2 separate regions of the Mus musculus genome follow, and region 2 is linked to region 1. A link is a loop called in an ENCODE intact Hi-C map of the cell type or tissue named here. Cell type or tissue: left cerebral cortex. All regions are shown on one strand. Links, peaks and the distances in the headings refer to the core of each region. The heading gives the core; the rest is flanking DNA.

Region 1 (16,448 bases), core at 5,155-13,154:
ATTACATTTGTTTTGAAACTATAATTATTCTTTCTAAAATATTACCTTTTATTTTTGGTTTCTTATTCAAAGATGATAATTGAGTGGATTAGCACGGATCTTTGAAAAGATGATTGAATTTCAAGTCTGTAATAACCATAGCTTGTTTTGTGATATTGTTTTTTTGTTGTTGTTGTTGTTTGATATAAATAAATTTACGAACTTAAATATATATGTCAATAAATGAATTTAAATTTCTTGAACCTTTCTGAGACTTTAAAATTTTCTGAAGCAGGAGTCATCTGGTTATTTATCTTCTTGGAATGTCCGGACTTTGCATTTTCCAGTTAAGTCTGTGATCCATTTTCATTGTTGTGAGATATCAGGTTTGTTGTGGATTGGTGTGTGCACATGGCCTGTGTGCCTGCTCCAGCCCCGACTTTGCTCAGCTTTCGGGAGAGAACTGACTCTGCAAGCCTTTCCCTAGACCCTGGCTGTTGTATTTACCTAGTCTTGCCAACACTGCTGACTGTTCCTGGTAGCTTTGCAGTAATCCAGGTGACTAATGCTTACAAGGCTTGGCTTTGCGCTAGGCTGGCCTGGAACTCAGTCCTGCTCCAGAGTCCTTGGGGCTGGGCTACAGCTGTGCACCACCGTGGTTAGCTTCTTTTCAGTGTTGAGTTGGGCAATGCTCAGACCTTTCGTTCCCTATGACAGCATTAGAATCAGTTTGCCAGGAGCCGCAGAAGACCCAGCTGACGGTATTCACTGGCATTTTGTCGGGTCTATAGAACAAGCCGGGACGCTCCAACATTTGGATACTCGAAGAGTTTTGTTTTGCTGTCAGTGAACATTGAATATCGTTTCATTTATTTACTTCACTGACGTCTTCAAAGGTGTGTCCTTTTTTTCCATATAGATCATGCAGATCTTGTATGCATTTTTGTTTTATGCCTAAGTGGTAATGCATTTCGTGTTACTAACTTTACATCCTGCAAAATTCTGTATTCTAGATTCTTGTTTCTGTTGTTTTTCTGTCCGAGTGATCTTGCTGTGGACAGAGACTTTTTTCTGTCATTCCTTCCAACGAAGGTACCTTTTCTTTTTGTATTAGTACATTAGGTAGGACTTTGAGAGAGATGTTGAAAACAAACCATGGTACGAGGAGATCGTCGAGCCTTGTTCCCGATCCTACCAAGTAAGCTGTAGTTTCTTCCCACTAATGCAATATTAATTGTTGCAGCTTTAAAAAAAGGAAGGAAATTAATTTGTGGTAGCCTGTATAAACCTAGAGGACACTTTACTTAGTGAAATAATTTAGTTACAAAAGGATAGATACTATATGATCTTTATACAGAGTCTAAAACATCCTGGGTGGCCAATTGTGATCACTTGAGAATAAGAAGATGCTAGTCAAACGGTACAAAGTTTGGTTAGGAGGAACAAGTTTTGTGAGATGGGTCACAACATGGTGACTATGGTTAGTAATGTGTTCTTTTTATTTATTTACTTATTTAGATATATAAGTACACTGTCGCTGTCCTCAGACACACCAGAAGAGGGCATCGTGTCTCATTTCAGATGGTTGTGAGCCACCATGTGGTTGCTGGGAATTGAACTCAGGACCTCTGGAAGAACAGTCAGTACTCTTAACTACTGAGCCATCTCTACAACCCCAATATTCTTTAAAAAAAATCTTTTTATAAGTTTATTTTCTCATAGATTCCATCCTGACACAGTTTCCTCCACACCCCCCCTCCCCCCGGGCCTCACCTCCTCCATCTTTTTTTAGAATTTTATTTATTTTTGTTGTTTTTGAATGTGTATGTGCGTAACTGAATATATTTTAGTGTTCCACGTGCATGTAGGTTTCCTAGAAGACCAGAAGAGGGCATCTGATCCCCTGGAACTGGAGTTAGAGGCAGTTGTGAGCTGCCAGATGTGCTGGCTGCTGGGTCCTCTGGGAGAGTGACACCTGCCAAGTCATTTCTCCAAGCTCCAATAATGTATTTTTAAATACTAAGTAAGTTGTAAGCATCCTCAACCACCAGACATGATATTTGAGATCATAATTAGCTAGCTTTAACCATGTTACATATCATGACAAAAATTACACTTCAGAATTATATATAAAAACTTATATAAACTTTAGTAGTTTCCTTTCTATTGCTGTGATAAAATTACCCAGACAAAAAGCAGCTTAGGGGAGGACGTGTTTATTTTGGCTCACAATTAAGATTCTAGTCTCTGCAGTAAAGACAGCACCAAGAGCTTGAGACAGCTGGTCCCATCATGTCCACAGACCTAGAGATGGGACCACTCTTTGTTCCTACTTTGCTTGCTGCCTGGGCAGAGGAAGGCTGTCCTGTGAGATTTTATAATCAAATGCCTCAAGTGTGGAAGGACAGAAGAATTTTCTGTCTCCCAGTACTAAAAGTCTCCCTATTTTCATTTACTAAGGGAGTGACTAGCCCAACGAGCAGTGTGAACCCAGGAGACTGGGCGTAATGTGACGCAGACTCAGGCTGTAGTAGTTACTTTTGTGTCACTGTGACCAAATGCTTATTTCTCAGTGTCAGAGAGTCCAGGCCATGGTCATTTGGTTCCTGGGCAGAACATTGTGTGTGTGGCAGAGGAGAGCTATTTACGGCTAACCACAAACCTGTGGGTGTTACAAGAAGGGCCACAGATAATATACAAGGCCCCATTCCCAGAGACCTTTCTTTAGCCAGATCCCACATTCTAACGTTTACATAATCTCCCAAAGAATGAGTAAGACCTCACTCTCTGTTCCCAGGCTGGCCTGGAACTCGGAGATCTTCACACCCTGAGTTCTGGGATTGAAGGTGTGTTCCACCAAGCCTTGATAGGACCAAGCATGAATTTGTGGGAGTACATTTCAGATTCAAAAGAACATCCTTAGACCCCGAAGACTCAGGACTGCTTAATATGGAAAGCCTAAGCAATCGGAAACTAGCAAGAATGAAAGGTAATCATCGCCCCCAAAAGCCAAGCCCAGGGCCAGACGGATTCAGTTTTGAATTTTACCAGATGGATAAAGAATTAACAAATGCTGACACTCTGAAAACTGTTTCGTAAAACGCAAAGGGAACGCTTCTAAGGTCTCTCAATGGAACCAATACTTCCCTGATACCCAAACCAGGTAACACAACGAGGTGGGACAAGGAAAACATTGCTGGTGACCAGTTTCCTTAGCAAATATAAATAGCTATAGTCACAGGGACTGTGGTATGGACATAAAAACAGACACATGGACTGATAGGAAGAGAAAAGACCCAGAGATAGCTCACAGATGAAATGACTTTCACATGATCAAGAACCTTCTGAAGCCAACCTCTTCAACAAAGGATGCTTGAAAATGTGGACATTCACATGTAGAAGGCTTAGATCCCCGTCCCTCCCCCTGAACAAAATCTACTCAAAGTAATTAAAAACCCTTAATGAAACGCGGAAACTACTCATAGAAACAGGCACAACATTTCAAGATACAGATTATGAGTTGTTTTTGAGGCAGTGTCTGCTATGTAGACCGGGCTGGTCTCAAACTCAGTCTTCTTGCTTTAGCTTACGAAATGTTGAGATAGATTCCAGGAGATGAGTGTCATCGTGCATAGAGAGGCTATGGTCTGAAAGGGACAGTGCACCAGAATGTAACAAAGTTGACAAACATGATGAAATTAAACTGAAAGGCTGCTGCATAGAAGAGACATTACCAGAGCGCATGTGGCCTGTAGCATGGGAGATCGTTCCCAGCTGTTCTGACGTGAGAGTAATAGAATATACAGACTTAAAACTAAATACCTAAGGAACAAAGATTTTAATCATTAACGAGCAGCTGCATGGAGCACAGTTCTCAAGGTATGTAAATGGGGGCTGCAAAGATGGCTCACCAGCTAACAGTACTCGCTGTTGGACTTGGGTTTGACTCTTAGAACCCACGTGGTAGCTCATGGCTGGCTGTACTTCTGGTTCCAGGAACTTGACCTCCCCTTTTTGGCCTCAGTGTTTACAGGTGTGTGCATGTGTGAGCGCACACACACACATACAAACACACAAGCAAAATACCCATACACAAAAGATGTTTTTTAAGTGCAAATAGCCAATAAATACAAATAATCAATTTCCTTAACATAAAGGAAAAACTTAAAACTACTCTGAGATTCCATTTCACCCCAGTCTGTAGTAGCAGACAAGAAAGGTGGATCAGAATGGTGTAGGTTGGAGAAAACATACTGTTAGAATGTTCAGCTACTCCAGAAATCAGTGTAGGGGTCCTCAATACATTAGGAATAGAACTACCATCTGTTATTCTACTCCTGGCTGTCTACCCAAACGTCTTAAGTCAGGTACAATAGTGATGCTTGTACATGCACCTACCCTGCCCATCAATGGATGAGTAAATGTCATACAATAGAATTTTAGCGGTAAGGAAGACTCAGTCATTTGCTGGAAAATGGGTGGGACTATAGACCATCATACTAAGCAAAGTATGCCAGACTCAGACAACACATGTTTTCTCTCATGCAGCTGGTTGATGAGCAACAACTAAAGATGTTAAATTAGACTCTTGGATGGGGAGCGCTGGAGTGAATCTTCTTGGAATATGCTGCATCCATGGATGAGAGTGTCATGATGAAACTGTTATTTTGTACAAACACCAATAAGAGCAAAAAACAGACCCTGTCATGTCCTGTTACATTCGCATTTATTTGATCCACACCAGCAGTTGTTACATTAGCTTTAATACATTGAACATTACAAAAGTAGCAGGCGTGTGCGCGCGCGCGCGCACACACACACACACACACACACACACACACACACACACACACACGGCTTCCAAGACAACAATGTAACCTACAAATGTTGGCATTGCTTTTTACTGTCTTGCAGCTATGGATTCCAGTGTCTTTATCTAAAGTAGGGTCATATAGGAATTAAGATACAGTACTTGCCTCACGTGTGCAAGTCACTATGTTTAATCCTCAGTACCACAATAAATAAATAACAGCCCATAAAACAGACAGTTTAAAAGTGTAATATAACACTCCTCCATTGTTGGTGGGATTGCAGGCTTGTACAACCACTCTGGAAATCAGTCTGGAGGTTCCTCAGAAAATTGGACATAGTACTACCGGAGGATCCAGCAATACCTCTCTTGGGCATATATCCAGAAGATATCCCAACCGGTAAGAAGGACACATGCTTCACTATGTTCATAGCAGCCTTATTTATAATAGCCAGAAGCTGGAAAGAACCCAGATGCCCCTCAACAGAGGAATGGATACATAAAATGTGGTACATTTACACAATGGAGTACTACTCAGTTATTAAAAAGAATGAATTTATGAAATTCCTAGCCAAATGGATGGACCTGGAGGGCATCATCCTGAGTGAGGTAACACATTCACAAAGGAACTCACACAATATGTACTCACTGATAAGGGGATATTAGCCCAAGACCTAGGATACCCAAGATATAAGATACAATTTGCTAAACACATGAAACTCAAGAAGAATGAAGACTGAAGTGTGGACACTATGTTCCCTCCTTAGAATTGGGAACAAAACACCCATGGAAGGAGTTACAGAGACAAAGTTTGGAGCTGAAACGAAAGGATGGACCATCTAGAGACTGCCATATCCAGGGATCCACCCCATAATCAGCTTCCAATCGCTGACACCATTGCATACACTAGCAAGATTTTGTTGAAAGGACCCAGATGTAGCTGTCTCTTGTGAGACTATGCCAGGGCCTAGCAAACACAGAAGTGGATGCTCACAGTCAGCTATTGGATGGATCACAGGGCTCCCAATGGAGGAGCTAGAGAAAGTACCCAAGGAGCTAAAGGGATCTGCAACCCTATAGGTGGAACAACATTATGAACTAACCAGTACCCCGGAGCTCTTGACTCTAGCTGCATATGTATCAAAAGATAGCCTAGTCGGCCATCACTGGAAAGAGAGGCCCAATTGGACACGCAAACTGTATATGCCCCAGTACAGGGGAAAGCCAGGGCCAAAAAAATGGGAATGGGTGGGTAGGGAAGTGGGGGCGGAGGGTATGGGGGACTTTTGGGATAGCATTGGAAATGTAATTGAGGAAAATATGTAATAAAAAATATTAAAAAAAGTGTAATATATATGTCAGTTATTAAACGGTGCTCAGTGGCAGAGTGGCACACAGCTATCATCCTATGCACTTGGGAGGCAGTGGAAGACTGGCCGATAAAAACTTGAGGCTAATGATCTAGATAGTTCCAGACCGACTAGGGTTATGTCTCGAGACCCTGTCAGAAAAGGAGCAAGATGAACATGCAAAGTAAGCATTATTATCAGCATCTTTATTTCCTCTTATTTAACATGCTGACTGTTGGAAACATGGAAAATGAGTGATTCTGTGCAGTAGTAAAAAGGAATGAGCTGGGTGTAATCCAGTCACTTTGAATGGATCGTGAGTTCAAAGTCAGCCTGAGCTGTATTGTGAGCCCCTGCCTCAGGACAGAAGCCTGAGTAAAGCGGAGCTGCAGCAAGACCCCTCCTGTGCTTTTAAGTGGATGCAGTGTGGATGCTGTTCCTCCCTCCCCTCCTAAGTGTGCAGCGAGCTAAGCTATTGTCTGCTTACATCTGAAGAGCAGGATTGTTACGGAGGGTGAGATATTTGGGAAGATGTCTTAAGTAATTCATTCCCCATTCGATTTCCTCATTAACAAGTATGTATTAAGCTTCTCCTATATGCTGGGGCTGATAAAGGAGAAACATATTAGCAACTACTCTCCCTTTGGATGAATTTTAAAATTATTAAGGGATATTAGTTCATAATTTACTTTTATTATTTGAATAGTGTTGAATATAAATCTTTGTATCTTAATATTGTAAAAAAATTAGAGTTCTTCCTTTGTGAATGTAAACCTTTTTGCTAAAACGGTAAGTGTCGATGGATTGTTTATAGGTCATAAGAATTAGAGAAAACTGGGAAGCATTTTCAGCTTCATAGTCTTACCATTAAGAAACTGTCTTACATGGGGATGTAGATGGGATTAATAGGAAATGAGTTTTGCTCATTCCCAACATGGTGTGTGTGTGTGTGTGTGTATTCAAGTGTATGCTTGTGTTTGGGTGACAGCCAGAGGACAACTACTTTGGGTGTCACCCTCAGGAAAGCCACCCACTAATTAGATAATGCCCTCTTCTGGTGTGTCTGAAGACATAGACACTGTACTCACATATATAAAATAAATAAATCTTTGATACACACACACACACATATATGTAAATTTATATGCCAAGTGTTGGACTAGTACCTAGTTAAAAAAAAAAACATTGATAGACATAAAAAGGAGATTTAGGCTCCAGTGTAACAGTGGGTGACCCTTTTTTTTTTTTTAAGCTTTTCACTCATTCATTAATTTATTCACTTTACATCCCAGTATCAGCCTCCCAGTGCCTCCCTCACACAGCTTCTACCCGTACTCCCCTGAGAAGGGGAGGCTCCCCTGGATATTCCCCCACCTTAGTCACTGCAGGGCTAGGCACATCCTCTCACAGTGACTTTTAATACCAAGAATAACTGAATAATTGGAGAAAACAGCCCAAATTCATGTGAGACTTCACAGAATTCACAAATTCACAGAAGACTTCAAATAGCCAAAGAAACCTAAGCAAAGCCGTATTGGAAGCAAAATAAGACAAGGAAAACACTTCAGGATATCGGCACGGGTAGAGTTTCTGGGTAAGACCTCAGAAGTAGAGAAAACAAGAACCGGCACCCAGAATTACATCACAGTTCTCCCCAGAAAGCAGATGTGTCACTGGCCGCAAGCTTGAGGCTTCAAAAGAAGCTCTCTACCTACTGCTTGCCATCTGAAATGTGAGCTCTCAGACATTCCTGACGCTGTGCTTCCTCCTTGGCATTCTGGATTCTAGCCCTCTGGAACTGTAGCCTAAATGAACGTTTGCTTTCACTAAAACGTTTTGTTTGTTTTATTTTATCAACTTCATGTCAGGGTTTAACTGACGTCAGCCTAGAAATCCCTGTGAGAAAGGATTTGTTACCCTCCACTTCTACCCCAAGTCCCCACAGTTAACATGCTCGGAGCTCTAACCCTGTGCCAAGCACTTAACATCCTTTGCATAATACATCTTTAAATCTGCCAATCCTGTGTAAGAGGTTTTTTCCCCCTGGATATTTGCTTTATTTACATTTCAATTGTTTTCCCCTTTCCAGGTATCCCCTTTGGAACCCCCCTATCCCTTTCACCTTCCCCTGCCTCTATGAGGGTGCTCCCCCATCCACCCACTCCCATCCTCTTGCCCTGGCATTCCCCTACACTGGGGCATTGAAGACCCTCAGCCCGAGGGACTCTCCTCCCACTGATGTCCAACAAGGCCATCCTCTGCCACATATGTGGCCAGCACCATGGGTTGCTCCATGTGTATTCTTTGTTTGGTGGTCCAGTCCCCAGGAGCTCCGGGGTGGGGGTCTGACCTGTTGACACTGTTGCTCCCTCCATGGAGCTGTAACCCCCTCAGCTCCTTCAGTCTCTTCTCCAACTCCTCCATTGGGACCCCCACCCCCACCCCCCAAGCTCAGTCCTATAAACATTATTTTAAAAAGCATGTAAGCTTTCACGTTTGTGGTTTGTTATGAGCATGCAGTTGCCTGGGGTGGCCAGAAGAGGGCATCAGATCACCGGAGCTGGAGTTAAAGACACTTGAACTCCCGGCTTACTGCTGTTGAGAGCTAAATGTTCTTAACTGTTGAGCCATTTCCCCAACCCCTCCTGAGATGGTTATTTAAGGGGAGAAAGCTCTATCTTGGATGTTGGCAGCCTCATCTAGTTTGCTAGAGTCCTGAATGGAATAAAAAGGAAGCCTACTAATGAAGAATTCTCTTAGCTCCTGGCTTCCGGGATGAAAGTCTGCGTCTACCATACCCTCACTCCCAGCCAATTGGCTGAACATGCAGGCCAAAGGAAAATTCCGAGTTTTTTCGTTAGTTTATCATGCTGATCAAAGTCTGTCTAACACGGGTGGGGGCTCAGGGTAGGCCATGGTGGCCTGGAATTGGCTGCATTGGCTTTCTGGGTGCTGCTAGGATCCTCATGCACTAACATGTCTGACTCTGTTACCTGTTATTTTAAAGCAAGGCAGATAAAGGTTTTTGTGTTCCTTTTTAGAAGATAGATTCAAATAAAAGTAACTCCCAATACCTATGTGTGTGTGTGTATGCTCTATTTTTTAAAAAAGATTTATTTATTATATGTAAGTACACTGTAGCTGTCTTCAGACACTCCAGAAGAAGGAGTCAGATCTCGTTACAGATGGTTGTGAGCCACCATGTGGTTGCTGGGATTTGAACTCCAGACCTTCGGAAGAGGAGTCGGGTGCTCTTACCCACTGAGCCATCTAACCATCCCCATGTATGCTCTATTTTTGTAAAAGAAACTATTACTCTTCTCTTATTTGGGTAAGCGACTATTATGATTAGGGTAATGAATCCACTATTCCTGGAGTGATCAAAGGAACAACACAGAGGACAGGCACCTGGGTAAACCTTCATGCAGTAGGAACTAAAGGGAACGTGAACCTTTTGATGTGTCTTTTCCCCCTTTCTATCTTGAAGTTAAGAAAAGTTCAAAATAGAGCAAGCTCAACGAGAATCAAGAAATCAATTTAAAATGATCCCTGTAGGAAAAAATGAGGTAAGAAGAAAGTGAGGCAGACAAGGAGGCGCTAGGAGGAGGAGCCATGGGGATAGCACAACTGCATGGGTAGGGCACCACATAAATGTTAAATCTGAAAAACTGTTTTATTTTGACATCTTTAGGATATATATATATATATATATATATATATATATATATATACATACATACATACATATATATATATATATATATATAGAGAGAGAGAGAGAGAGAGAGGGAGAGAGAGATGTAGACTTGGAGGACAACTCTCTCTTAGTTGGCTGTGCCTTGGGCAAGCTTTGACTTCTGTGAGCTTCAGTATTCTTACTTGGCAAGTTGTGGCAGTAGAACTTTTCCAAGGTACAGGCTTGTTTTAAAGAGCCAATAGTGTAAAAGCCTTGAAAGGCCTTTGCTTGTTATGATACATAGAAATGCTAATAATTATTATTCAGGAAGCTCCAAGAAAGAGAAATCAAATGTAAAGACAGCGCGTGATTCCCAACTCACGCTTGCTTTGCTCTTCCTAACAGATGAGAAGCAGAGTGAATCGATCAGCAGTAGGGCCTCCGCACTAGCTCAGCCATAAAGGAGGGAGGCTCAGCCCGACAGCCCACGCTCAGTGTCCGAGTTCTTGTAAAAAGCCAAATGCGCATCTTGGTACTCTGACAGAGAGATGGAAGGCAGACCTGAGGCTTGCCTGGAAGCCGATGGGCCAGTGAGCCTGGAGTATGGATGTGACTCAAGATGGATGCCCAGAATCCACGTAAAGGCGGAGGAAGAGAACTGACTACTGAAATTGTTCTCTCACCTCCACATGCTTGTGAGTCGCAGACAGACAGACAGACAGACAGACACCAATAAACAAAATAAGCTAGAAGAAATAACTGCCATGACTTTTGCATTTTCCTTGCTGTAAGTTTTCCCTACTGATCACTTCATACAGAAGAAATACAAAGATCTTTGTGTTACATCAACTTTGAAAAAGAACTGTTCCTAACTCTTAAGACAAGGGAGGAAGAGAGAGAGAGAGAGAGAGAGAGAGAGAGAGAGAGAGAACAGCAGAGAGATGGTCTGTTGGCCATGACCTGCTGTTTTGAGATTGGCTAGGAGTCCCTATTTGGCTGCCTTCCCCCTTCTCATTTGGCAACTCTTGAGCCTGCATCCTTCAGAAGATATTAGGAGCTGAAAAGGAGGGAAGGTGGACTTCTTTGATTTTTCCAGACATCATTGCTGAAAGGACATCACTACAGACCGTCTGAAGGGTCCGGACTGTAAGTATAACCATAAGCGTTTTTATTTAGGGTAGTAGACATCTGCAGCAGGAAAGACATGGTGTATGTCTATCTACCTTTCTGTCTTAGTAGGGAGTGACGACGGAACTAGGAATCTCTGTCTTAATTTGATTTCCATTTATTATCAAGGGAAATACATTCAGAGAAAGATGCAGACACCTTCCATCTACAGGTTCAAATATTGCATGCGTTTTTATGGCCTTTTATGATCAAATACATGGAAAGAAAGAGAAACGTCACGAACGGCATGGGAAGAGCACCTGGAGAGAACCAGTTTTAGGACTGATGTACTAAGTTAGATGAATTCAAAAGCAAATATGTAGAAGGTAAATAGAGAAATCTAATATCCCATCTGCTTGCATAAAGGGCGTGCTATGACACTGATCAGTTTTATTTGTAGTTTGTAAGGATATGCTTTGAATCATTTTTGTTAGAAGTCCAAATCTCTATTATCAGGCATTTATGCACCAAGTCTGTGGTTCTATTTGCCTGTGTTGTTATTTCACTATTTTTTCTTTGCTGATAAATGGTCAAATTATCATAGCTGAATAATTTTGTTATACAAATTAATAAATGTTCAGTGCTAAATATTTTTATTATAGTTGATAATATTTGGTATTTTAATATGCACACAAATTTGTTAATTTAAGGCCAGTCCTATTTTAAGCTGTACAATTATTTTGAATAATTGTGTATTTAAGAAGATTTGACTTTTTCATAGCTTTCTCAAAATTGGTAATTTTTTTCTCCTCATTAAGGGCTTGAGAAAGGCTCATTTTGTTAGCTTAGTCTTAAGTATAGTAAAACCATTAGGTGCAAAGTATTACTTACTTACTTACATTTGTTATTAGAAACTCAATGATACATAAAGGAATAAGCATTCAGAATAATGTCAAAGCAAAGATAAAATTTCAGGTGTAACTTTCTTGTAAAGAGAGTACAGGGACTGTTTATAGAGTGGTTTGTTACTTAAGGCGTCTTTATATATTTTGTCATCCAGTTCTTAAATCCTTCTTTCTCAGCTAACAAAAATAGGTGATCTCTTTTGTCTGGATACATACCTGGTGTGTGATAATATAATAGTAAGTCTCCAAATATTGGCTTGACAGAAAATGAACTTATTGATGCAACTGTTGATACTGCTATGTACACATGCCTCACTACCCAGTGTGAAAATACCACTCTCAAGCTAGAGCTGAGTTCTTATATTTATTTTCATCATGATCTTTGCTTATTTGGTCTTTAGTTACATTTGTTAATTCATGTAACATGTAACTACACGTTGCTGCTGCTTAATTGGTCTGTAAGATCGTGGTAGATATGAATGGTGTTTATCCACCACCGAGTCCACTGCCATTGTCAGAGCATCATCCCTGGATGGGAATAAGAGTGCACATTATGAATTATCGGACCACAAAACCAGGAGTTTGGCTTTGCGACCGGTGGATGATGGATGCGATTTATACTTGATTGAGGTGGGAGTTGGGCTGGAGAGAGTGTCTTTTCTGTGGCTATGGTCAGTGGGAAGGCTATGCACCATGATACTTATGATCTGGGGCAAACCCAGAAAGATGTAAAGGAGAATTTGCTGTATCCCAGAACAAGGGACAAACCCAATTTCCCCCAGTTCTGGGCCTTTGAAAATATTTCCTGACCTCCTGCGCTTCATTAGCAGACTCCAACTCCTCCCTCAGTTTTCAGCTGTAGTTTTCTCCACGAAACTCTGGCCTAAGGCTGAATGAAGTGTCTCTCTTCTGTGTTAACCACAGCACCAAATACGCTCCTTCTTGCCACACATTATAAAATTGTGCTGTGCTGGCCTATTTTCATTATTGTTGTTTCTGTTTTTTTTTTTTTTTTCTCCTATGTGTGTGTTCTCTACTGATGCAAACTCCATGAAGATGGGGCTTATAGGTTTTTGTTACCATTTTACCATAAGTCAATAACGGGTAATCAGTTTTTGTTAACTCCATAAATGAAAGGGGAATAATGAGAAAGTAGAAGACTCTGAAGGTAATTGTCATCTACTGAGTATCTGTGAAGTGAGTCGGCCTTCACAGATGTTAATATTTAATCCTGGTAACAGTCTAAATAGGGCCACTGAGGTTCAAAGGACTTCACTTGGTGAAGTGACACTGCTTTGATTTGTTTGAGCCAGAATCTCGGAATGGAAAGCCTTTTTCTTCCCACCTGGAAACACTGCCTCTCTCACAACTTTATCTACGTAAATGGTTACAGGGTGAAAAACATCTGTATTCTCTCTAATAAACTTCTAAGATAGGCATTGTCGCCTGATTTATAGCCAGTGAAAGGCATTGTTTTTTTTAAAATGAGATACCCTAGATACAAGTGCTTTGCTTTGCTCCAATCTCACAGCTGCCTCCCTCTAGAGGACTCGCGCCTCCCCACAGTGAGACGGAAAAAGGTTTAAAGATTTCTAAGAGTCTTTCATGACAGAAACGACTCCAGAGAGATACACCTCAGAAGGGCTGGGATAATTTCTACATTTTCTTTGTCATTTTTCCTTCAAGAAAGCTGTTAACAAACTTGGGAATAATTGCTATTAATACTATCAAGTTCTCCCCCCCCCCCTTTGGTGTCTGATTTATTGATGGTTTCGTATCGCTGCGAACTCATTCAGCAGACTGTCCACGCAGTCCACTGCAGGATGATCTTGGATTTGAGGCAGGTCCTTCTGCTCTGCCACTGGCCCTCTCGGAAGCAGCTTGTCTACCAGTAACCTGGCTTTCCCGCAGTCCTTGGACTGCAGCTTCTGGCAGGAGGATCTAAAGGGCTTTCCCCAGAGGTCGTTGACTTAGGCCACTGTTGGCCTGACTTTCCTTTGCTCTTTACCCTCCCTGCGGTCCACTTCTGTTGAGAGGAGAGCGATCCGGGTTGCGATGTGGATGAGGAATGTCTGTTTCTGACAGCAACAAGCACATTTGGTGTGCAAAGGAACATAAATGCATTTTCTGGGTGTTGTCAGCCTGCTTGGCAGCTGCTTTAACACATAGAGGTCACAAAAAGGAAAGAATATGTCTTCCTAACTTCAGACATGTGTTCCAAGCAGATTTCAGTTCCCTGAGACCACAATGAACCAAACTTTCATTGTAATTTCTTAACATAATGTTACACTTAAATGACTTAAAGGCCAATTGCAAATTTGAGAAGAAATTGCTCTAAATCAAATACAATGCTTCCTAATATACATTTCGGCCACTGGTTCTTTTGTTCGGTGTCTTAGTGCTCTCTGTAAATGTTTGATGAAGCCACAGTTCATTATTGACTTTTCTTTGATCTTCCCACTAGTTAAAAATATTTGTGTTTCTGCTTTCCTTGTGACTTTGCGTTTGTGTTGTCTGGCGCTGGAATTTTCTGAGCTTGTGGGGGAGAGAAGGAGAGGAATGTGGATAATGTAGGCCCAAGTAGGTTGCGGCTGGATAAAAAGAAATCCTAGGCTAGCTTTTTAACAGTGGAGTTATAATTTATATAACGATTGTGAATTTAAGCTGAGATTGGTGGTACGTGCATGCTCAAAATCCAGTACTTGGAGGCAGAGGAACAGGGATCCAGAGTTTGATGTCATCTTGGGCCACATAGTGAGACCCTGTCTCAAAAAAAAAAAAAACCACCCAAAACCCAAAATAAAACGAAACAAAAAACAAACCAAATGAAACCAAGCACTATGAATATAAAACAGATTTTACACACACACACACACACACACACACACAAACAATAACTCAGCAGAATAATTTTAGTACCATACAGGTACCCAAGGGCACCTTCCTGGGAACAGTGAGCTACCAGAAAAGCCACGATGCTGAGTTTTGTCACTGTAACTTGGTGGTGTTAGGATCACCACACTTTTTTTTTATTGAACATCTAAAAATTACATTTACACATATATTTTGGAGTTGGGTGGGACAGGTGAGTACCCCGGCATGTGAACCGAGGTCAGAGGACAACTTGGAGTTACTTCTTTCCTTCTACCTCATGGACCCTGAGAATCGAACCCTGGTCAGCTGCCTTTACCACTTGAGTCTTGTTTTGTTCCAAAAGTGACATAGATCTTTTTCTTTTCATTTTATTGGGCAAAGTAAGTTGTATGACCAATCGCCAATGCAAAGGGAACTATAATACTACTCTGAGCCCACATAGAGAAAGACTGGATCCCCCCCTGCCCCCCCCGGCCCCCGAGACAGGGTTTCTCTGTGTACCCCTGGCTGTCCTGGAACTCACTTTGTAGACCAGGCTGGCCTTGAACTCAGAAATCAGCCTGCCTCTGCCTCCTGAGTGCTGGGATTAAAGGTGTATGCCACCACTGCCTGGCCAAAGACTGTTTTTTAAGATTAACATGGAAGAGGGATACCGTCTTACAAGTTTGATTTCTAGCAATATGATGAGGAAGATATTTGGGCTTCCCAGTTGTACTAAAAAGCAACCAAAGTTCTGAGTAGAATGTAAAACAATTACCGAATACTTTCATAAACAGAGAAAAAAAATCCCACTCAAGTCAGAACGACTGAAAAAGGGACCATAGAGACCAGGCTACAGAGTGGCCTCTGAGCTTTGGTGTAGTATGGGGTAAGAGGCTGAGAGCCAAAGTTCTGAGAAATCTTTAATAAACAGATCTGTCTACGCTATGAACAGCTTTCTTTTGCTGCCTCGGTTGCTGAGTAAGTTTCAGGCAGTCTGTAAATAGGTAGCTCATGGGGAAAAGGGACTAAGAGAAGAAATGGGTGGGAATGGATATGAGCAAGATACCTTGTAGGCATGTATAGAATTCTCAAAGAGCGAATAGAAATTCCAAAGTAACTGGTTTATGTTGTTAAATTTTGGTAGAATGACATGACTGGCACCTAGATTTTAATGTTCTCATCCAACAATATAAGAAACACATTTCCTCAATTTCCATAGTTTGGGGCTCAGTAAAGGCATTTCAACAAACAGTGATTACTTTTAACGTATCAAAATGCTATTTTCTATACTATTGAATAGAAACTATATGCATATTTCATAAAACAGAAAATCCATAAATGGACATACTATAACATCAACTATCTCTTCTTAATTTCCTGGTCATTGTTGCCTACCCAAAAGATTCATGAGTATAAGCCTTCCCCCACAAACACAAAGCATAACCAATGACAGTATTCGCAGCTCACTGTTTCTCCATGTAACTGCACATTACTCTAAGAGATCATTTCAAACTATGTGGGTTTGTCTTACCCTTGAAAGGCTGTATGTATGTGATTGAATTTTATACATGTATCCCACTTGTTCTATTTTGGTATTTCAGATACTTCTGAATACATACACATGTGTGCACACAGACACACACACACACTGACTCAGAATACACACTCACACAGTCACTCACAAATATATACACTCACACGCATAAATACATACTCATGCACACTTTCTCACACACATTCACACACACTCATTCACACACACTCAT
Region 2 (8,000 bases), core at 1-8,000, 95 kb after region 1:
AGTAAAAGGAAAATGGAAGATCATCAAATCTCTCTCTCTCTCTCTCTCTCTCTCTCTCTCTCTCTCTCTCTCTCTCTCTCTCTCTCTCTCGCTCTCTCTCCCTCCCTCCCTCCTCCCTTCTCCTCATCCTCTGACCATACCCTTTCAGGTTTATACCAGACTAGTTGCAAAGAACCAGAAGGAAAAGCCCATGTTTCTTGCTCTCAGTTAAGGAGGTGGCTACATTGACATAGGAATAGCAACGTCAATGAATCTTTGTTGCAATAGTGTTTACTAGCAAAACAGCTCCAAGTCAAAACAAATATCAGCACAAAGAAAACCGTGTAACAAAATACTTGTCGAACTTGTACAAATGAGTGACCTATTTAAAAAGAACTCCAAACGCAGGAACTCTTTTTATCAGCCCTTAACTTCTGTAGGCAACAAGATACAGTGTATCCATTACCTCATTTTTGTTTAGGTCTTGTCTTAGTTAGGGCCAGGGTTTCTATTACTGAGATGAAACACCATGACTAAAAAAGCGAGTTGAGGAGGGAACTGTTTATTCCACTTACACTTCCAGGAAGTCAGGACAGGAATGCAAGCAGGGTGGAACTTGGAGGCAAGAGCTAATGCAGAGGCCACGAAGGGGTGCTACTTACTGGCCTGCTTCCTGTGGCTTGCTAAACCTGCCTTCTTATAGAACTCAGGACCCACCATGGGCTAGGCCTTCCTCCACTGATCCCTACTGAGATGACTAAATGCCTTACAGCAGGATCTCATGTAGGCATTTCCTCCACTGAGACTCCTTTCTTTCTGATGACTCTCGATTGTGTCAAATTGACACATAAAACCAGGCAGTACAGGTCTCTTAGGAGATTTGTCTGAATGTTACATTTATTTTTATAACTTCGGGATAAATTCAATAGTACTGCTATTTTTCTGTCCTGATAAAATAATGAAAAGATTCTAATAAAATATGCTTATAGGTTCTACTGTCTAGTGAATAAGTAGCAGCAAGCACCACTTTTTTTTTAAAATTTTATTCTATGAAATAAAAGCAACTTAAATACAGAAGTCTTTAGGACCTAGTCAAAATTACACAAAGACTGAGAAAAATTCTACTGTGATAATCCTATCTGCAGGGCAGCTCCGTGGCCTACTTCCACTCCACGATTAACAGCAAGCCTACTAGTTGTGTAATGTTGGTATGTATCATGCTCTCCTTTGATGCTGTACATTGATGGGCCCAGGGCTAGGGCCTCAGAACTTTTTATCTGTGTTATCTGAGGCAGGAGGCTTCATCACCTGCCGCCACTAGATGGTGCTTGTCATTCTAACAAAGCTTCCTGCAGGAAGTTTTCTCTGTGTCTCTACTAGGACCATAGGTGGGAAAGAAACTTGATTAATAAACTAAATAGTAAATGGGTAGGTAGTTCAGAAGGCTATAAAGCACAGGGAACTATTGGGCAGAAACCAAACAAGCCATTACCAGTTAGGATTATACTAATTCCACCAATCTTTTCTTTCTTTCTTTTTTTCCCCTGGATATTCAACCCAGACCTTGCTCCTGTTATGCAGGCATTCTACTATTGAGCTAAAGCCCAGGACCTCTTATTTCCTTTATTGTGTTGTTTTATTGAGACAAGTCTTACAATATATTCCAGGCTGCCTTTGGGCTCACTCTGTAGCCCAGGCTGGCCTGAAGCCCGTCTTCCATGTTGAATTACAGGTATGCTCTACCACACCCAGACTTTTCTGTTTGCTCTTTTCATCCTCAAACTTTGTGAGCCATAGGAGAAAAAGAGCAAATTAATCTTTCTCTGTGTTTATAGGAATCAAAGGTGATAGGGCATATGTTAGGACAAGTTCGGAGGGGGAAAAAAAAACCAAAACCAAAACCAAAAACAAGACGATCAGTATTTATTGTCCTTGCTTGGAATGGCAAAAGCAAAGGTGACCGACCACACACAGAGTTAAAAAAAAGTTAATCATGACCTTTCCAAGGAAAGCACACGAATCTCTATTACTGGACAGTAATCAATAGGAAAGGAAATGGAACATGCCTTTTTAATTGTGGGATCGCAAACACCAAGTGGAGAGTGATAACAGGGCTAGCAGGCTGTCAGCCAAGGCCAATTCTTTTCTCATTAATTTAAGACACATACCAAATTTCACTCCACAGTACTCATTCTCGCCTCCCACCCCCACCCTGCTCACCAGCTCTGTACCCCCTTACAGGGCAAATTCTTGCCAATCTTGATAATAAGGTGCCTCCAGGGGTTACCTATCAATTTGCATGAAGGGCATTTTGACGTATTTTGCAGCCAAGCACATGGGAAATGTGTTTCTTGGACTTTTCCTTTCTCAGACAGTCACTAAAGCTGACTATTCATGGCTGGTTCACGACTATAATGAGAAATTGCCAGCTATGTTGAAATACATAATCCACAGCATGAAAAACTGCTGATCAGCAGTGGCAAATTCTTAATACAAAAGTGATTTCTTTTTTTTGCTCATGAGCTTTGGGGTTGCTGAGTCTTGCTGTGTGTTTAGGAGTGACAGTTACTTTAAACATTAGCCTAGAGACAAAATATAATTGCTCAGGGGGGATTTAAAGATCATGTCTTGTTCCACCTTCACTTCTCAATTGCCCCTATCGCTGCCGTAGGTTTTGTAGAATGTGTGAACATGAACGTAAGCCAGAAATGACAACAGCCAAACACATGACATTAGTGCATTTTAATTTCAGACATTAGGCAACTTGGGGTGGTTCCCAGTGCTTGCTGAGTGTTGAGTAAGGGTTTTATACACACCAGCTTTCCCCAAACACAACCTCTGTATCTGCTTCTCCAACCCCAGGGGAGACACCATGTATCTTCTTTAGTTCTAGATACTGAAGAAAAGGAAAGGAAAGGAAAGGAAAGGAAAGGAAAGGAAAGGAAGAAAAATAGTGATTCTACTATTAACCTATTTTACCTCTACACCCAAAGTCCCCCTTCTCAAGCATCTTATTACCTATGTTAGAAGTGTTGGAAGCAAGAGTTAGTATGTGAAGTGACTTCTCCCGTGCTTATGTATTTGGGTGGCTCAACGGTGACTTTCACATACAAAATGCATGAACAGGAAACACAGACATGCTTGCACCATATGATATGCGGCATAAGCCCATTAAATGGCCACTCTACAGGAGTTTTCAGAACATTAGATAGTGTCTGTGCTGGCAACTGCTCACACCTTAAAGGACTGACGGCAGTCGTACTGGGCTATTGACATAATTGTGATTTGCTTGGCAAGGGGGTATTTAATTAGTTTCATCAGCATAGTAAATATGAAAGATCATTTTGCAAATGTAAGAACCTGGCTTAGATGGCTGAGGGTGTTTCCTTAATTCAGACATAAGCCACCAATGACACTCCTGTGTCCCCCAGACATTCTTTGTCAAAAAAGATGACTGGTGACTTGATATGGGCGCTGACAACACTTTCTTTACCAACACACGCCAAGTTTTGTAGAGTAGCATCCGGAATGATCTGGGCAGGCAACTTCAGGTTCTTCCCATGTGGGGGGACTGAGGCCATCTGGGTGAAAAGTTGAACCTATCTCTGGTTGCGAGAAGCCTGGCAAGGCGAGACTGCGGGGTCGGGGGCCAGATGCCCCCTCCAGCCCCGGGAGGGCGCAGCGTGCTGAGCCCCCGGCGAGGGCGGCGCAGCCAGAGGCCCCTCCCCTCCTCCGAAGCTCGGGCGGCTGACGCGGAGCGGCGGCCGGGAGCCGAGGGGGCCGGGCGGGCGCGAGCGAGGGCAGGGCAGGGGGCCGGCCGTGGCCACTCGCCGCTTTAAATATGGATCGCGGGCTCGCGCTCGCCGCACAGCTTCGGCCGCCTAGCCCATCCCCGAGCCCGGCCTCGGCTGCAGCGTCGGTTCCCGGCAGCCACACAGAGAGCCGGGCGCACACGCGGGAACTGCGGGAGGCAGAGTAGAGCGGAGCCGCCCCGCCGCCGCCGTCCCCTCCCCGAGGCCAGCACCTCTGCTCCGCGTCGCCGATCCCTCCCCGCGGGGCCGACCCTCCCGCGGCCACCCTCGCCCCTCGGCCGCCTCCCCGACGCACAGTGCGCAGCCACCCACCCGGCGCCAAAGTTGCGACCGCTGCCCCGCGCGCTCTGCGACCGGCCGCGCCAACTTCCCAGCCCACGCCGCCCGGGTCCCCGCGCTCCCCCGCCTCCCAGCCCCGGCGGCGCGCGGGGCAGAGCTTAGGTGGCGGCGGCGGCCGAGGTGGCGGCGAAAGCGGCGGCGGCGGCAGCGGCGGCGGCGGCCGCTGCAGCCTCACACTCGGTCGCCAAGCTGGAGGAGCGACGGAAGCCCGACCCCAGGAGGTGAGTGGCCCAAGCGGTGGCAGGGAGGGTCGGCCACGTCCCCATGCCTCGCCCGCGGGGTGGGCACTGGGTGGCAGTCCCGCAGGGCGCGCGGGCGGCCTCGGTGCGTCCAGGGAGGGACGCAGAGAGAGAGAGAGAGAGAGAGAGAGAGAGAGAGAGAGAGAGAGAGAGAGAGGTCAGTGGCGGGCCAGGCATCCCCTGGGCTGGGCGCCGGAGAAGTGTGGACACCGCTGCTGTTGCTGCGGAAAAAGTACTTTTTATTCTGTCTAAGCGTTCAGATGACGACTTTGGGTGGTTCTGTTTTCCCCCTACTGCATAGCCGCCTGCACGTAACCGGGCGTTGTTGCCACGACTGTGGGGCCAGTAGACGCCCGGGCTGGGCTCAAGAGCAGTGACACTGTGTTTCCTTGAGCCCGGGTGGTCGCGGTGTGGCTGGGAACCTGCTTGAGGGGGGACACACCTCCAGATCCTTAAGCTCTGGAGGTTGGGGCAATAGTGCCATCGAGGCCGTGGTCCCTACTTCACTGTCCGCTCCAGGACCGGGCACTTGCATCTCTCCCTGGCACGCCGGAGGCGGGGGTGAGTCAGGCAGATTCTCTGCAAGCGGCACACATTTATTTGCAAGGGGGTGGGGGGAGTCAGAGGTTAAACTGGGATTTCTGTGGGCTGGCGACCGTGGAGCTCTCTCTCAGGTACTGGGCAGCATGTGCATCTTGGCAAGGACAGGTGATTCCTTTCTTAAGTGCATTGCCCTCAGCCTTTGCCAGTCTGTTAAGAACAGCCACCGAGCGACAGCAACTAACTGCAGCGGGCTCCACAAAGAGGAAAGTTCTCCGAGAACAAAAGGGGAAAAGAAAACCCCTCAACTTGGGAAACGCCAAGAAAGCATGTCTGCCTTGGCTCTAGCAAGTAGAGCCCTTCTCGGTTCCCTGTAAAGGTGTAGCTTTGCCTTTCTCCACTCCTAGAGGCCCCACCTTCTCAGCAAGATTGCCTGCAGCAAGTTCTTCCAGTCTGAAGTTCAAGTGCTCAAAGCACCTTTCTCTTCCCCTTGCCACTTAACTTCTCTCTCCCTTTTCACTTCAGTGCTAGACAGACTTGCTCTGGGTGAGAACTCCCCGACGCTGGGCTGCAATAACACAGTCTCGAATCCTGGAAAGGCTCTTTCTTAAGGCGCTGCATCGAACTTCCCTTTCTTAATCAGGGACTTAGGGTTGCGATATTATCTGAATGGAAGTGTGTATTGCTCACTAGTGCCTATACTCACTGTGATTTGAAGAGATTCTCTCTGGCAGCCAGTCCTGTGCTCAGCGGCTCAAAGACTTAAAAATAAATGTTTCTAAGAACCCTGGTCCTTGTGTTTGTCACATTAGCGAAATACTTTCCAGTCATTATTGTACCTTAGACTGGGGCTATTTGTACTTCATTCAAAGGAAGCGTGCCTGCTTTGTAAAGCTTTCATAGCAGAGAAAAACTTTTACTTTCATTTTAAAGTTAAATCTAAACAGGATTCTGATCTCTCACATTAAATGGTGAAATTTAATAGTTTTTACCATATCTCCAGGTATAGGTGAGATGGTACAAAACTCCCATACCTAGGTAGGATAGGAAACTTCTGCTATGAATTCTTGAGGTATAGGGCACATATATGGATGGGGTGAGAGACAGAAAATGGGATATTTTGGTAGTGCCAGGTATATTTGAGAAAGCAGAAAGCCTCATCCCTTTCTGTCTTACAGCATGAAAATGTCAGTATCATTATCTGGTTGAGGACTATTTTTGAAGACATGCAAGGCAGGTGCACTTTTCAGGTGGCCAGAAGTATGCTCAATTTGCTGATGTGTTCCGTTTGGTTCACTTTGTCAACATAAGAGAACTCGCAGTGTATGACAACAAGTGCCATCATTTTAAACGAAGACATTTGGATTTATAGAGATACTGTATAAAAGGAAGACAGGCAACTGTAGTGGAAGGAAAAAAAAATAAAAAATGTGTTGGAAGCCAGGCAACCTTTGGGACATCTCCCAGCACACCCTGGTGGTAATCTCATTTTTCACTGAGCTCTGGCAAGTGCAATTTGAAGATTCTGATCTCTTGTTCTGATAACATGCACGATAGTCTCTAGCTCACAACTTAAAGGAAAACAGCACTTAAGGAAGGAAACACACTGGTGAATCACTGTAGGTAATCAGGTTTCCCTGCCTGCCTTTGAGGGCGCTGCAGTCCATGAGGACTGCTATTGTTAGGGGAGCCAGTCCTGGGAGAATGCACTGCTGCAGAAGTGTGGCCAGGATACTCTGTCAGCTTGTTCCCTGATGTTCCTTTTAAACGCTAGGAATAAAGGCTTAAGTCTGGATTTGATGCATAGTCAGGTCTCGGTTGGAATGAACAAGTGGAAGATGATTAAGGTTTCCAAGTTTGTTTGTTTGTTGTTTTTTTCCATTCCAAAATGGAAGAGATCAGGGTACATGACTGATTGGTCCGAGGAAGCTGTAAACAGACCACTTATCTTATTTGATGTTGCTTTTTTTAGGACAACTTGAAGACCCATGAAATTTGTTTTTAATGGAACCCTTTAGCAAAAATGAACAGTTAGAGAAGACCCAGGAACCAAATAGGACTTTACCAAACTAGATACTATGACTCTTGCATATAGGTATTTTAGGGGATAAATTCTGTTTCTTTGATATAAGGTCAGGGGTACGTTGGATACAAATATTTTTTGCTTAACTCCTCACGTTCAGACACTTAGTACATTTTGGTCATAGATGTTTGGGTCCTAACTTGAAGTCATTTCATGTACCCACCACTGCACGAGTTTAGCTATTTTTCCAGCCATAGATGTGGATACTTTTTCACACAGCGCTGTCTAATCTGCATAGTTACACACAAAACCACACAAATTCAGAGGTGGCTCATTTTATTTTATCTTCAGCCACATTGACTACTATCACAATGGCTCCGAGGCTATGCCTTGTACTGCATTTCTCTGGCCTCAGCAGAGAGTGCCAAGACAGTTGGCAAGGCCCCAAAGGAAGATGAGAGTGTGAATGGCCATGCCTTTATTTACCTGCTGTGAGATGGGAGAGGGAAAAATGCTTCCTCTAGTCTTCTACAGGAAGTGCACAGGGGTAGACTCCTTAGTAATAATGTCTTTGTTGCCCCTGAATTAGGAGCTGTATCGAAAACGGATGGCAGTGGAAATAGTAACAACAGTTATGGTGAAACTGTTATTCATGTGTTGTTTGTGGGAGCCAAAACGCAGTCTTCTTCCCTGAAAATCAAGCAGATGGAAGAGGTTTTTATACTTAGCTGGGAGACTCAAAAAACCAAGACAGTGAACTTTTAAAAAAACTCCCTGGGTAGTTATTGGTGGAGGCTAGCATTCACAGTCTATCTGCAGACCACTGCTACATCTTCATTGAAGGACAATGGTGAAGAGGATGGGTGTTATTTCAGTCACACAGGAAGAGGGTAAAACAGATGAAAGTTCATCTCGTTTAATGTGATCTTCATCACCCCTAGGCCGTGCTGCCCATCAGCAGTGCCCACTTGCTTCAGGGCTGAGGTTTGAGATGCTACAGTGCTGAAGGTGTGGCCCTGCTTAATTCTCCGTTTCGGTGTTTTCACCGAACTTCAGTCTTGAGGGCTA

Evidence for each region. A loop is a pair of places that touch in the nucleus more often than their neighbours do. Peaks named below come from ENCODE experiments on the same cell type or tissue, not always from the same donor. Only the 100,000 strongest peaks of a DNase experiment are listed, where the experiment ranks them.
Region 2: a loop joins it to region 1, with 5 times the contacts of the local background. A loop is called at or near these places in 6 of 42 quality-filtered maps.

The regions. Positions count from the first base shown.
Region 1 is chr5:88,783,036-88,799,483 of GRCm38, forward strand. It overlaps Dck (deoxycytidine kinase), which reads left to right. Exons shown (of 7, transcript NM_007832.4): 7 at 1-242. It also overlaps a transcript of Slc4a4 not described here. Among named protein-coding and RNA genes, the nearest start is that of Dck, 26 kb to the left of the region's middle. In left cerebral cortex, for the core only: a CTCF peak has its summit at 8,683 (motif pointing right); DNase peaks (open chromatin) are centred at 7,926 and 8,687; H3K4me3 peaks cover 417 bases.
Region 2 is chr5:88,882,974-88,890,973 of GRCm38, forward strand. It overlaps Slc4a4 (solute carrier family 4 (anion exchanger), member 4), which reads left to right and starts at 4,287. Exons shown (of 27, transcript NM_001359211.1): 1 at 4,287-4,351. In left cerebral cortex, for the core only: CTCF peaks have their summits at 1,283 (motif pointing right) and 6,558; DNase peaks (open chromatin) are centred at 1,280, 4,007 and 4,683; H3K4me3 peaks cover 2,749 bases.